2 separate regions of the Homo sapiens genome follow, and region 2 is linked to region 1. Evidence: chromatin loops called from intact Hi-C (ENCODE). Cell type or tissue: GM12878. All regions are shown on one strand.

Region 1 (8,000 bases):
TTTTTTTTAAGTAAATTCAAACAGTTGTTTAATTAATAGATTAAAAATCCTCAACTGCATAAATACAACTTAAAACTGACCCACCAATTTTAGTTACCATGAAATCCTAACCATTTATAAAGACATTTATTATAATGAAGAGACCACTCAAGAAAGTATTTTAAAGTCTAAGAATTTATATTTAAGATGGCTTTCAACAAATTTTATTGTTGTCCCTTTTACTTACTCTAATTTGATAATCCTCATTTCCTCGTTTGCTCTTTAAGTGAGCACCTTGGTTAACCAAAATTGTTTCACATCAGAGTTCTTAGTCATTGAATCTACTGCCTAAAATATACAGTATGCCTGAAAACATATTCCTGAGATTATCAGGAAACAATTTTTCAATTTAATTTTGTTTCTGTACTCAAGTATACTAATCCCATCTAGTCATGTTCCTCCAAAAAGACACTCATTCTATTTTTTAGGTATTCTTTCAACAATCACTAAAATAAATTTCTGAAAGTTTTCTTTTTTTTGTTTTTTTTGAGACGGAGTCTTGCTCTGTTGCCCAGGCTGGAGTGCAGTGGCGCGATCTCGGCTCATTGCAAGCTCCACCTCCCAGGTTCACGCTATTCTCCTACCTCAGCCTCCCGAGTAGCTAGGACTACAGGCGCCTGCCACCACGCCCAGCTAATTTTTTTGTATTTTTAGTAGAGACGGGGTTTCACTATGTTGGCTAGGATGGTCTCGATCTCCTGACCTCGTGATCCACCGGCCTCAGCCTCCTAAAGTGCTGGGATTACAGGCATGAGCCACCGCACCCAGCCGAAAATTTTCCTCTTTAAAGGTGAAGAAAATAAGTCGAAGAGGTTAAAGTTACTTATTTCAAAACTAAGAGAGTGACAAAGGAAATGTTAATCCCTGACCTTTCAGAAGGGAGGAATCAAGCTTTTTACAAGTCACCTTCTGATGCTGTCCTTGAGGAAAACTCCTCCCCCTTTATGCCATTTAAATATTTAACATTTCCTCATATTTTCTTATATTTTCACTACCTTCTATAAACATCTTTTATATTTATATATATTATTAAACTTTGCCACAAACTCATTCCTTTTGGAAACATTTCAACATGGCCCAAACAGCATTATAATGAATTCCCTACTTAAATGTCAAAGTCTGAAATAATTAACATTAAAATGCTCATTAGATTCACACAGGTTCTTCATGATGTTAACATGGGCTTGAGCTATAGTTTCCCTACTGGCTCACATTTGAGATACTTATCCTAGATTTAGGATTTTTGAGGGGAAATTTAGAGGCATGCACAGCTTTGCTGCCTAACTTTTATGTGAGATCATTTTAAACAAAAGCAGAGAACTGTACTTCATACAGATAATTCAGGTCCATAATTCATATTATATGGAAGCTTTTTTAAAAAAATACATCAGGCTGGGCGCTGTGGCTCACGCCTGTAATCCCAGCACTTTGGGAGGCCAAGGCAGGCAGATCACGAGGTCAAGAGATTGAGACCATCCTGGCCAACATGGTGAAACCCCATCTCTACTAAAAATACAAAAATTAGCTGGGCATGGAGGCGCGTGCCTGTAGTCCCAGCTACTCAGGAGGCTGAGGCAAGAGAATCGCTTGAACCCGGGAGGCGGAGGATGCAGTGAGCCGAGATTGCACTATTGCACTCCAGCCTGGCGACAGAGCAAGACTCCGTCTCAAAAAAAAAAAAATAAACCATAAAGTTGAAGTTAAAAACCTACATACCAATATCTATCAAAATATACATATATTATCCTTTGGTGTAGCAACTTATTTCTTGGAATTAACCCCCAAAAATCCCAAAGGTACCCAAAAATGTAAAGGAAATTTAACATACTTTTGCTTTTATCAGTGAAAAATGGAAACATCCTAAATGTCCATCAACAGAGGAATAAATTAAATGTTACCACCATACTACGGAATGATATGCTGTTAAGACTGTAACAGTATCTATTACATTATATATGCACCAATATATAATGATCTCAGTTATCAGTTGAAAAAAAAAGTATATACACAGTGTTATATTTTTAAAGAAACCTGTACTCAAAAAATGTATATAAATGCAGAGAAAGAGGTTTGAATATACACCCTATATTGTTTAGTTGCTAATTCTAAGGGTTGCTAGAATATACACTTAGTTGCTAATCAATGGGATTGAGGAAGTAGGAAATAAAAGAGGGAATTCCACATTTTTATTCCTTATACCTCTGTATTTGAATTTTGACAAGAATGCATTCATGTTTTTCTTGTATAATTTTAAAGTGAAATAAAGTAATCCAAATAATTTCTTAAGAGGTATAATTATGGTAATCCAAATTGTTTTTTAAAAAGGCATATTTTGAAAAAACTTTAAAACATGAAGCTAGATAGTAAGTTTTTAATAAATAAAACTGGCCACAAAGATCCACGCTGTGAATTGGAAAACAATGTTCCGTGCATCAAATCCAGCCTATTACCTGTTATATAGCTTGCAAGCTAAGACTATTTTAAATTTTTAACTGATCATTTTTTAAAATTTCTTATTTTGTTAACACATGAATATTAAAGTTCAACTATTTAGTGGCCATAAAAGTCAATAAAAGTTTTATTGAAAAACAGTTACTTACATTGTCTTTGGCTGCTTTTACAATACCATGGCAGAGTTGAGTCATTGTGACAGACGGTATGGCCCACAGGACCCTAAGATATTTATTATCTGACACTTAACAGAAAATGTGCCAACCAATTTCAGAAATAATATATCATCATCATCAACTTTATGCAGAAATGGTCATAATCATATCTTAACAGTTTTGAAGAAATGATCCTAAACATAGTGACTTGCTCTTTCAGTATACAGACCAGCACAAGATATTCAAAAAGACTCGATGTATATAACTATCCCTACATGTACAAAAAAAGGATTTTTAACATATTCACAATCAAACATGACTTTGAGGAAGGGGACTGGGAGATTGACACATGCAGCAACACAATCACTCTCCAAACTAAAAGAAAAAAAATTTACCTCAATAAATAGTCTGCATATACTACAGGCTCTGGCAAAATCTGCTCTAAAAATTCTTCACCTTCATCTCCTTTTGATTTCAAATATTCACAAAGGGCACACCAATACAAAGCAATTTCAGGAGTTAATGTTTCCACTGGAATCAATTTCCTTCATTTAAAAGAAAGAGTGTGAGAGAAAGCATGATCTTTTTATCATTAAGAATTGAAGAGTACAAAAATGAGAATAATAAGATTTGCTTTAAAACCACTACACTATCCTTTTAATTAGAGTCATTAATGTATCCACACAAAAAGGAATGAAGAAACTTAGAACAAAAAAGAACCAAATAAGCAAACATATACTAGGGGTGCATGTTGCTGGATTTTCTCATGGTAGGCTAATTCAAAAATCAAAGTAAGAAACTGAAGGGGGGAAAAGCATAGCTAAAGTAGATAGTCTATGATAAAGTTATGAGTTCTTACACCAGGAGGGGAAAAAGGAAGGATAAAAGGATATTCATCAGACTAAAAGAAAACAAAAGAGAGTTAAGATTAAAGGTATTAATATAATCTTAAGCTATGGGGAGGAAAAAAAACAAATTAATTGCACAAGTTAATCAGTACTACATTTCAAAGAATGAATCCTTTATGTACCTGCCATCATTGTTTTTACAGAGTCCCACCAGTTCACTGAGAGGAGTTATTGAAAACAAGGCATTGAGAACAGAGACTGCCACTTCAGAAGAATTTTCTACATCCAACCGATGGAGCAACTCTAAGATATTTCCTTCAGAGAACCGTAACCAGCCTTGAAGAAGATGCTTCTGCATAGCTTGTTTCACAGCATCTATTGAGTCATTTGAAACATAGGTGAACAAAGGCTCCCTCTAGCTTCCATCTCTTGTATTTTGTCTGTTTTAATTAACAAAGTCAGTATTTACAATAGAAATAGTAGAGGTTAAGAGGCACAACTAAGCATGTATATATATATTTTTTGAGACAGAGTCTCGCTCTGTCACCAGGCTGGAGTGCAGTGGCACGATCTTGGTTCACTGCAACCTCCACCTACCAGATTCAAGCGATTCTCCTGCCTCAGCCTCCCGAGTAGCTGGGACTACAGGCATGCGCCACCACGCCCAGCTAATTTTTGTTTCACCATGTTGGCCAGGATGGTCTCAATCTCTTGACCTCGTGATCCGCCTGCCTCGGCCTCCAAAAGTGCTGAGATTACAGGTGTGAGCCATAGCGCCCAGCCAACTAAGCATATTAAAGGTAAAAAAAAAGAAGTACCATGATACTGCAAAAGTCACTGTAATGGTCACTTACAAATAAAAATGGAAAAGGTTCAGCACCAAATACCACAGCCTACAAAAATATCTTTACATTCCTTCTCCCCTGGGTTCAATGGGCTTCAGGTGTTAGCCCAGAATATGTAATAGCTATTATCTCACTTGTTATCTGATTTTATCTATTACACGATTGCTATTTGCAGTAGTGAACTATACAAGCACACGTCACTGAACAAACCTTAGTCTTAGCTTTTAAGGTCATCCTACTAATTAGTCCTCTGACAATGTTTTCAAACGCAAGTCGGTTTTCTCACTACAGCGCAATAGAGCCATCTTGGCCTTCTCATGAGAGTTAAAAACTTCAAAAAATATCATTCCTATAAGCAGATTCTCTCAGGCTCCCCAACCCCTGGGCCACGGACTAGTACCAGTCTGTGGCCTGTTAGGAACCGGGCCGCACAGGAGGAGGTAAGCCGTGGTCTAACGAGCATTACCACCTGAGCTCTTCCTACTGTCAGATCAGCAGATGCATTAGATTCTCTCAGGCGCAGGAACTCTATTGTGAACTGCGCACATGAGGTATCCAGGTTGCACGCTCCTTATGAGAATCTAAGTAATGCCTGATGATCTGAGGTGGAACAGTTTCATCTGGAAACCATCCAGCCCGCCCTCTGTGGAAAAACTGTCTTCCATGAAATCGATCCTTGGTGTCAAAAATGTTGGGGAACTCTACTCTAACAGAAAAAAAAAAAAATAAGAAAATTATACTGGTCTGACCATTCCTATTTGTTGTTTCTGATACACAGAACACATTCATACCAAAGTATACACATAAGGAACAGCATTTTTTTTTTAAGTCAGAGAGAGAGGGCAAATAGATCTTTTCCTACTTCTGACATGAATTAGCTCTACAGACTTAAGTATTGTTTCTCCATCTGTAAAATACAGAAAGGGTGAAAGAAATAAGCTCTGCTCCTTCAAAATACCAAGATCTTGGCCAGACGCGGTGGCTCACACCTGTAATCCCAACACTTTGGGAGGCTGAAGTAGGTGCATCACTTGAGGTCAGGAGTTCGAGACCAGTCTGGCCAACATGGTGAAACCCCGTCTCTATAAAAATATAAAAATTAACCAGACATGGTGATGTTCACCTGTAATCCCAGCTGCTCAGGAGGCTGAGGCAGGAGAATCGCTTGAAACTAGAAGGCAGAGGTTGCAGTGAGCCAAGATTGCACCACAGCACTCCAGTCTGGGTGATAGAGTGAGACTCTGTCTCAAAAATATATATATATCAAAATCTTTAGCCCTGTGTTTTCTATATAATACATCAAGATAAATTTCACCAGGTTCATGGGACTGGCAGGCTTACTTGACCTGATTTGACACTCGTTTCTTAAACCTTGTTAAGTCTGACCTCAAAATCTACTAAAGTTTTGTATATATAAAGTTGTTTATCTTACCTGATCTGTCATTAAGACCTTGTTGAAGGAGCATTACTCTCTGAGCAATGGACATAGCTCTCATATGAACCTTTTCAGCTAAAACCTTAAAAATAATTTATAAAGATGGTCATTAACCTCAACACAATTTATAGATTTCATAAGAATATCACCATCTTAGAAAATTACCCAGAATCTCCAAAAGAAATTAATACCTGGTAACATACTTAATACAGTAAGATTCTACCTAAATTACCTGTGTTCTCCATAAAACCTCAACTGAAGAAATTATTACATGCCAAGTATTTTTCAAAGGCACTTTAAGAAAATGGCTCCTTGTCCTTTAAGAATATGCCAACACAAGACATTGAACTTATTTACCTGATAAGCCAGCTTTCTGACAGCCTCTTTCACATCCTTGGTGCGCCCTACAATTTTTGGCAAAGTCTTTGCTGATGGTGCAATACATGATAACACTGCCCGTCTAACTTCTGGATTTGAATCATTTTCAATCAAAGTAGCATATGCTAAAAATAAAGCAATACATTTTAGTACTGATGAAATTATTTATTTAACTACAGTCATAAAATAACACACATTTTGATATTTTAAAATGCCTTTAATGTGATAAAGATAGGCTGGGCATGATGGCTACTGCCTATAACCAGCACTTTGGGAGGCCAAGGTAGGTGGAGAGCTTGAAGCCAAGAGTTCAAGACCAGCCTGAGCAATATAGAAAGACCCCTGTCTCTACAAAATAATTTTAAAATAAAAAATTAGCTAGGCATGGTAGTGGCGCTTCCAGTTACTTAGGAGGCTGAGGTGGAAGGATCACTTAAGCCCAGGAGTTTGAGGCCACACCTCTGCAATCCAGCCCGAGTGAGAACCCATCTGTAATAGAAAGTAATGTCATTTTTTTAGTCTCACATATTTTAGTTGAAGTTTTTTTCCCACCAACTTCCTTCTTTTTCTTTTTTTTGGAGACAAGGTCTCACTATGTTGCCCAGGTTGGAGCCAAAGTGCTGAGATTACAGGCCTGAGTCACTGCTGCGCAGGCCACCAACTTCCCTTCTAAAGACACAAGGGGGAATTAGTCAACGGACTGGCTCTTAGGCCAAAAGTGAAAACAAATAGCCCTAAAAGTCACAGAAAATTCATCATTAAGATTATGTCTGTGCTACTCCTCAATATTTAAGAGAAAGCTTACTATAGCAGACAGTTTATTTTAAACTGATATGGCTTTATAAGGGCCCATTATTTTGGTTTTTAATGAGACCTAAAAGGAAATATTTTTTGGTTTTATTCATTGAAACAAACCCATTTCTTATATTTAAATATATTTATCTGTACTTCTCACATCTTTCCTACCTCAATTATTAAGTACAGGTTGACTATCAAATACCTATGTTTTACACAATATTATTATGGGTATCTTTTAACACCAAAAAAAATACCAACTACTATAGTGATAAATATACCAGTGATTATAAAACTGGTAATAGGGACAAAAAGGACAGAAGAGTGCCTAAAACATACCTAGGCATATATGGAAAAATGAAATACAACTACCTTTATGACCCCATAGGTAAGAAAAAGTTCCTTAAAAAAGAGATTAAAAAATACGAATCATAATGGCAGAGATTTATATTTTTGACATAAGAATTTCTGTTCAAAAAAAAGATACCCCAAAGGGAGTGAAACAATGATACCCCAATGAGCCACCTAAAACAGGAAGAGATCTACAATTCATATAACCCAAGGATTTCTTTTCAAAATATATAAAGAATGCAAATGAATTTTTTAAAATAGTATTTTAAATTAAAAACCCAATGAAAAAATGGGCAAAACACAGTAACAGGTATTATATAGAAATATAATTGGCTGCTAAATATATACATACAGCATGATTTACACAAAATGACAGGAAAACATTAAGATAGACATATGTGATTTATGCAAAAAAATTTTTTTTAATTTAAGCAAGAGACTAATTAACCCCAAACTGAGGATTTAATAGTTACTTCTGAGGGACAGGGATGCAACTGGGATAGGATGCAAGTACTGACTTTTTTTTTTAAGCTGGGTGGTTGCTACTTAGGTTTTTTTTGTTTAATCGGAATCATATATTAATTACCTATACTCTTCAAATGTATAGACCATAATAAAAAATTTCAAATACTGAGAATTTAACAAAATCAACAAATCTGAAAAAAGATTTAGGAAACTACACACACCATTAACCACTGGGCAT
Region 2 (8,000 bases), 390 kb before region 1:
CAGCTTATATGACAATCAAACTTCAAGGGCACCAAAGGATATAAAAGCAAAAAAAACACATCCAAAGGAGAGCAACTCCAAGATCTGGGCCCACACAGATGAGAAAGAGCTAACACAAGAACTCTGGCAACTCAAAAAGCCAGAGTGTTTTCTTACTTCCAGATGACTACCCTAGCCCCCCAACAATGGCTTTTAACCAGGCTGAAATAGTATACATAGAATTGAGAATCTGGAAATCAATGAAGATCTTCAAGATTTGGAAGAAAGTTAAAACCCAATCCAAAGAATCTAAGAAATCCAATAAAATGATTCAAAAGGTTAAAGGTGAAAGAGCCATTTTAAGAAAGAAGCAAACTGATATGATAGGGCTGAAAAACTCACTACAAGGATTTCATAATAAAATCTGAAGCATTAACAGCAGAGTAGATCAAGCTGAGGAAAGAATCTCAGAGCTTGAAGATTGGTTTCTCAAGTCAACTATGTCAGACAAAAATAAGAAAAAGAACAAAGAAGAATGAACAAAACCTTCCAGAAATATGGGATTATATATGAGATCAAATCTACCAGTCATTGGCGTACCTGAAAGAGAGTGAGAGACCAAGCAACTTGGAAAATATATTTGAGGATATTGTCCATGGAAATTTTCCCCAACCTTGCTAGAGAGATTGACATTCAAATTCAGGAAATTGATAGGACCCCTGTGAGATACTATACAAGATGACCATTCCCAAGATGCATACTCATCAGATTCTGCAAGGTCAATGTGAAAGAAAAAAAATTAAAGGCAGCTAGATAGAAGGGGTAGGTCATCTACAAAGGGAACCTCATCAGGCTAATAGCAGACCTTTCAGCAGAAACCCTACGAGCCAGAAGAGAGACTGGGGGCCTATATTCAGCATTCTTAAAGAAAAATTCCAACCAAGAATTTCATGTACAGCCAAACTAAGCTTCATGAACAATGGAGAAATAAAATTCTTTTCAGACAAGCAAATGCTAAGTGAATTCATTAACACCAGGTCTGCCTTACAAAAGGTCCTTCACAGAGTGCTAAATATGGAAAGGAAAGACCATTATTGGCCACGACAAAAACACACTTCAGTACGTAGATAATTGACACTATGAAACAAGAATACAATCAAATCTGCATAACAATCAGCTAACAACATGATGACAGGATCAAACTCACAAATATCAATATTGACCTTGAACATAAATGGGCTAAAGACCCCATTAAAAAGCATGGAGTAGAAAGTTGGATAAAGAAGCAAGACTCTACTGTATGCTGTCTTTAAAAGACCCATCTCACAAGCAATGACATTCATAGGCTCAGAGTAAAGGGATGGAGAAAAACCTACCAGCAAATGGAAAACACAAAAAAGCAGGAATTGCTATTCCAATTTCAGACAAAACAGACTTTAAACAAACTGATTGAAAAAGACAAAAAGAGGAGTACATAATGATAAAGGGTTCAATTCAACAAGAAGACTTGGCCATCCTGAATATATATACACCCAACACAAGAGCATCCAGATTCATCAAACAAGTTCTTAGAGACCTATGAAGAAACTTAGATAACCACATAATAATAGTGGGAGACTTCAACACTCTACTGACAGTATTAGACAGATCAAGGCAGAAAACCAACAAAGGTATTCGGGACCTAAACTTCACACTTACCAAAAGGAACTAACAGACATCTACAGAACACTCCACTCAACAGCAACATAATAGACATTCTTCTCATCTGCACATGACACATACTCCAAAATGGACCACACCCTCAGCCATAAAACAATTCTCAACAAATTCAAAAAAATAAAAGCCAAATCATACCAATCACACTCTCAGACCACAGCACAATAAAAATAAAAATCAATACTAAGAAAATTTCTCAAAACCATACAATTACATGGCAATTAAACTTCTCCTGAATGACTTGGTAAACAATGAAATTATGACAGAAATCAAGAAATTATTTGAAACTAGTGAAAGCAAAGATAACACATAACAGAATTCTACAACACAGCTAAAGCAGTGTTGAAAGTTTATAGTGCTAAAAGCCCGCATCAAAGTTAGAAAGATCTCAGATTAACAACTTAATATCACACCTAGAGGAACTTGAAAAACAAGAGCAAACCAATGCCAACACTAGCAGAAGCAAAGATAATAACCAAAATGAGACCTGAACTGAATGAAATTGAGATGTGAATAACCATACAAAAGATCAATAAAACCAAAAGTTGGTGCATTGAAAGAATATATAAGATCCACAGACCACTAGCTAGACTAATAAAGAAAAAAAGACACACATAGACACAATCAGAAATGACAAAGTGAAAATTAATAATGACCCCACAGAGAAACAAAAAGGCTCAGAGACTATTATGAACACTTCCATGCACACAAACTAGAAAACCTAGAAGAAATGGATAAATTCCTGGAAACATACAACCTCCCAATATTAAATCAGGAAGAAATTGAAACCTGAAAAACCAATAATAAGTGTCAACACTGAATCAGTAATAACAAAGAAAACCTACCAATCAGAAAAAGCACTGGACCACATGGATTCATAGCCAAATTCTACCAGTTGTATAAAAAGGAGCAGGTACCAAGCCTACTGAAACTATTCCAAAAAACTGAGGAGAGACATGTCTCTCTAACTCATCCTAGGAAGCCGGCATCATTCTGATACTGAAACTTGGCAAAGACAAAAAATAGGAAACGTCAGGCCAATATGCCTGAAGAACATAGATGCAAAAATCGTCAACAAAATACTAGCAAACCAAATCCAGCAGCACATCAAAAAGTTAATCCACCAAGATCAAGTACACTTTATTTCTGGGTTGCAAGGTTGGTTCAACATACACGAATCAATAAATGTGATTCATCACACAAAAAGAACTAAAAACAAAAACCACATGATCATATCAATAAATGCAGAAAACGCTTTCAATAAAATTCAACATCCTTTCATGTTAAAAACCTCAACAAACTAAACATTGAAGGAAAATACCTCAAAATAATAAGAGCCATCTATAACAAACTCACAGCCAACATCATACTGAATGGGCAAAAGCTAGAATTCCCCCTTGAGAACTGGAACCAGACAAGCATGCCCACTTTCACCACTTCTATTCAAAATAGTACTGAAAGTCCTAGTAAGAGCAATCAGGCAAAAGAAAGAAATAAAAGACATCTAAAAGAAAGAGGAAGTCAAACTACCTTGCTTTGTAGACAATATGATTTTATATCTAGATAACCCCATGGTCTATGCCAAAAAGCTCCTGGATCTGATAAACAACTTAAGCAAGGTTTGAGGATGCAAAATCAATGTACAAAAATTAGTAGCAATTCTATACACCAACAACATCCAAGCTTAGAGCCAAATCAAGAACACAATCCCATTCATCATAGCTACACAAAAAATACCTAGGAATACAGCTAACCAGGGAGTTGAAAGATCTCTACAACAAGAATTACAAAACACTGCTGAAGAAAATGAGAGATGACACAAACAAATAAAAAACAGTCCACTCTCATGGATAGGAAGAATCATATTGTTAAAATGGCTATACTGCCCAAAGCAATTTACAGATTCAGTGCTATTCCTATCAAACTACCAATGACTTTTTCACAGAATTAGAAAAACACGATTTTAAAATTCATATGGAACCAAAAACAAGAAAGAGCCTGAATAGCCAAAACAATCCTAAGCAAAAAGAACAAAGCCAGAGGCAACACACTACCCTATTTCAAAGTACACTCAAAGGCTACAGTAACCAAAACAGCATGATACTTGTACAAAAACAGACACATAGATCAATGGAACACAATAGAGAACCCAGAAATAAGTCTGAACATTTACAACCATTTGATCTTCAACAAAGCTAACAAAAAGAAGCAACCAGGAAAGGACTCCCTATTTAATAAATGATGATGGGATTACTGGCTAGTCACATGAAAAAGATTGAAACTGGACCCCTTCCTTACATCATATACAAAAATCAATTCAAGATGCATTAAACTCTTCAATGTAAAACCTAAAACTATAAAAAACAAACCTAGAAAAAGCTAGGAAATACCATTTTGGACATAGGTCTTAGCAAAAATTTCATGACGACTCCAAAAGCAATCGCAACAAAAACGAACATTGACAAATGGGATCTAATTAAATCGAAGAGCTCCTGCACAGCAAAGAAATTATCAACAGAATAAACAGACAACCTACAGAATGGGAGAAAATTTTTGCAAACCATGCATCTGACAATGGTCCGATATCCAGAAACTATAAGAAACTTAATAATACATTAATAAGCAAGAAACAACTTCATTTAAAAGTGGGCAAAGAACACAAGCAGATACTTCTCAAAAAAAGACATACATGCAGCCAGCAAGCATATGAAAAAATGCTCAACATCACTAGTCATTAGAAAAATGCAAATCACACAAGTCAGAATGGTTACTATTAAAAAGTCAAAAATAATAGATGCTAGTGAGAATGCAGATAAAAGGGAATGCTTATACACTGTTGGTTGGAATGTAAACTAGTTCAGTTCACTGTGGAAAGCAGTTTGTAAATTTCTCGAAGAACTTAAAACAAACTGCCATTTGACCCAGCAATGTTATTACTGGGTACATAACCAAAGGAATGTAAGTCTTTCTACCATAAAGACATACGCACTTGTATGTTCATTGCAGCACAATAACAAAAACATGGAACCAACCTAAATGCCCATTAACAATGGACTAGATATAGAAAATGTGGTACATATACACCATGAAATACTAAACAGCCATTAAAAAGCACAAAATTATGTCCTTTGCAGCAACATGGATGCAGCTGGAGGCCATTATGCTAAGTGAATTAACACATGAACAGAAAACCGAATAATGCATATTCTCACTTATAAGTGGGAGCTAAACACGGACACAAAGAAGGAAACAATAGACACTGGAGCCTACTTGATGGTGGAGAGTAGGAGGAGAGTGAGGATTGTACCTATTAGGTACTATGCTTATTACCTGAGTGACAAAATAATCTGTACCCCAAACCCCTGTGACATGCAATTTACTCATAACAAACCTGCATATGTACTCCTCAAACTTGAAACAAAAATTGGAAAGAAAAAATACATATATATGACAGAACTGAAAAAAAAGAGTTGCTTCCACTTCTTGGCTATTTTAAATAATGCTACAATGAACACGGGAATGCAGATATCTCTTAACATACTGATTTTATATCCTTTAGAGAGATACACAGAAGTGGGATTGCTGGATCATAAGGTAATTTAATTTTTTGAGGAAACTTCATACTATTTTCCCTAATGTTTGCACCATTTTGCAATCCTACCAACAGTCTACAATGGTTCCAATGTCTCCACATCTTCATTAACACTTTATATTTTCTGTTTTTTTACAGTAGTCAATTAGTGGCTGTGAGGTGATATCTTACTGGGGTGTGGTTTGTTTTTTGTGGTGTGTGTGTGTGTGTGTGTGTGTGTGTGTGTGTGTGTGTTTTACAGACAGGTCTTGCTCTGTCACCCAGGGTGGACTGCAGTGGTGTGATCACGGCTCACTGCAGCCTTGACCTCCTGGGATCAAGTCATCCTCCTATCTCAGCCATCCCAGTAGCTGGAACCACAGGCATGCACCACCACACCTGGCTAATTTCTTTAATTTTTTTGTAGAGACAGGGTCTCACTATGTTGCCTAGTTTTGATTTGCATTTCTCTGATGATTAGTGATGTCAAGCATCTTTTCATGTGCTTATTGGCCATTTGTATATTATCTTTGGAGAAATGTCCACTCAAGTCCTTTGTACATTTTTAAATTAGATTGTATATTTTGTTGTTGTTGTTATTGAGTTGTAGAAGTTCTTATATATGCCGGACATTAACCCCTCATTACATATATGATTTGTAAATATTTCCCCCATTTTGTAGGTTGCCTCTTTACTCTGTTATTGTATCCTTTGATGCACAAAAGTTTTAAGTTCAATGTAATTCCGTTTGTTTATTTTTGCTTTTGTTTCCTGTGCCTTTGTTGTCATAGTCAAGAAATTACTCGCAAGTCCAATATTGTGAAATTACTCCTACATTTTCTTCTAGGAGTTTCATAGTTTTAGAGCTTACATTTGGGTTTTTAATCCATTCTTTATTGAATTTTTGTAAATGGCATAAGATAAAGATTCAACATCATTCTTTCACATGTACGGCATGTAGGTATCCAGTTTTTCCAACATTACTTGTTGAAGAGACTGTGCTTTCCCCACTGAGTGCTCTCAGCACCCTCACTGAAGATTATTTTAATCTTATACATGAGGGTTTATTTCTGGGCTCTCTACTCCGTTCCATTGGATTATTTGTCTTTATGCCACTACCACACTTTCTTTACTATTGTGGCTTTGCAATGTTTTGAATTCACAGAGTGTGAGACCTTCAATTTCATCTTTTTTTCAAGATTGTTTTGGCTATTCAGGGTACATTGAAATTCCATAGAAATTTTACGATGACTTTTACTATTTCTGCAAAAATGTCATTGCGGTATTGATCAGGATTGCTTTGAATCTGTAGATTGCTTTGGGTAGTATGAACATCTTAACAGTATTAAGTCTCCCAGTCCATGAACACAAGATGTCTTCCAATTTAATTGTGTCTTCTTTCATTTCAAATTTCAGCAACATTTTGTCATTTTCAGTGTAAAAGCCTTTCACTTTGACATAAAATTTTTAAAGGATGTGCCACAAGTTCTGAAGATTATTTGAATAAAAAACAAAACTACAGCTAAAAGTAATATAAAAGAGGACAACAACACTGAAAGAAGATCAGTCTTTGCATAACATAAATAGTGGTATTTTACACTCATTTGTTCAAGAAACCTTTATTGGTCTCTTACTATAACCACATTTGCACAAAGCAGCAGGAATGCTGAGATTAACGAGACATGATGTTCACCGTCTGGAGAGAAAGACAGGGAAACCAGCGATGTCCTTATAATGACAGAGCCTTCACCAAGGTGGGTTCAGAGTTCTGTGCTGTGCAGAATAAAGGGTACCAGCTGGAGGGAGTGGAGTAAGGAGAAGCTTCCAGGAAGGGAGGACACCAGTGTGGAGACTTCAAACATAGGCAAAAACAAGGCAAAAAAGCACACTTCACGACGATTGCTAGTAACTGTTTTGTTTTGATAGAGTGAGAAGAATGTAAGTAGAATGAATTTATGAACTTTGTGCAAAAATCAGCATCATTAATTCAGAGTGCAATGCAGAGTCCATATGTCTATATATAAATACACTTTAACAATGGTAATAATTAAAATGCTTATTAAACACTTACTGTGTGTTAAGCACCATAGAAAGTATCTTACGTGCATTGCCTCATTTAACCCTCACCCCAATACCATGAGGTAAGTAATGTCATTAGTATCAATTTATAGAAGAGAAAACAAGGGCTTAAGAAGGTTAAGTAACTTGCTTAAGGTCATGCAGCTAATTACTAGTAGAGCTAGGATTCAAACCATCATTTAACAGCAAAGGTGCAGCTTCCCCTATAAGCAAATGTATACGTGAAAATATACAGGGATGACATGCATTTTTTAACTTATTTCACTGAGGCTGAAGAGATGTTTCTGAAAAATCTAAAACATAAGTGCTGAAAAGAAACCTGCAGATTACTCTCAGGCAGAATATATTTGATATATTTGATACTGAGAAAATTATTGATACTAGTTTAAGGTGTTACTATTAGAACCCTCCCTGGTTTCATCTCAGGCTTTTTCATAACTACCCAACAACATAACACAATTGCCTCTGGCACCCTGGACAAATCTGCAGAGGTTATGGAATAGGTGAAAATCTAGGAGCACTGACTTACTTCCTTAATTACTGAACAAAGTACAAGTGGTCACCAGGGAAAAATAAAATGCCTCTCTTTATTAACTAGACAAATACAATAGAAAAATTATGGTTTCTAAGCAATGCTTATCTTGCTGTTGTCACC

What was found. Peaks named below come from ENCODE experiments on the same cell type or tissue, not always from the same donor. Only the 100,000 strongest peaks of a DNase experiment are listed, where the experiment ranks them.
Region 2: it touches region 1 in a loop (2.0-fold over the local background); 1 of 110 quality-filtered maps calls a loop at or near these places.

The regions. Positions count from the first base shown.
Region 1 is chr4:17,813,129-17,821,128 of GRCh38, reverse strand. NCAPG (non-SMC condensin I complex subunit G) reads right to left here. Exons shown (of 21, transcript NM_022346.5): 3 at 7,984-8,000; 4 at 6,131-6,276; 5 at 5,771-5,855; 6 at 3,676-3,868; 7 at 3,041-3,190. Among named protein-coding and RNA genes, the nearest start is that of NCAPG, 6.2 kb to the right of the region's middle. In GM12878, a CTCF peak has its summit at 3,912; a DNase peak (open chromatin) is centred at 3,802; H3K4me3 peaks cover 1,227 bases; H3K27ac peaks cover 684 bases.
Region 2 is chr4:18,204,814-18,212,813 of GRCh38, reverse strand. All of the region lies in intron 2 of LOC107986262 (a long non-coding RNA gene), which reads right to left. Among named protein-coding and RNA genes, the nearest start is that of LCORL, 190 kb to the right of the region's middle. In GM12878, no CTCF peak of the experiment used is centred here; a DNase peak (open chromatin) is centred at 3,193.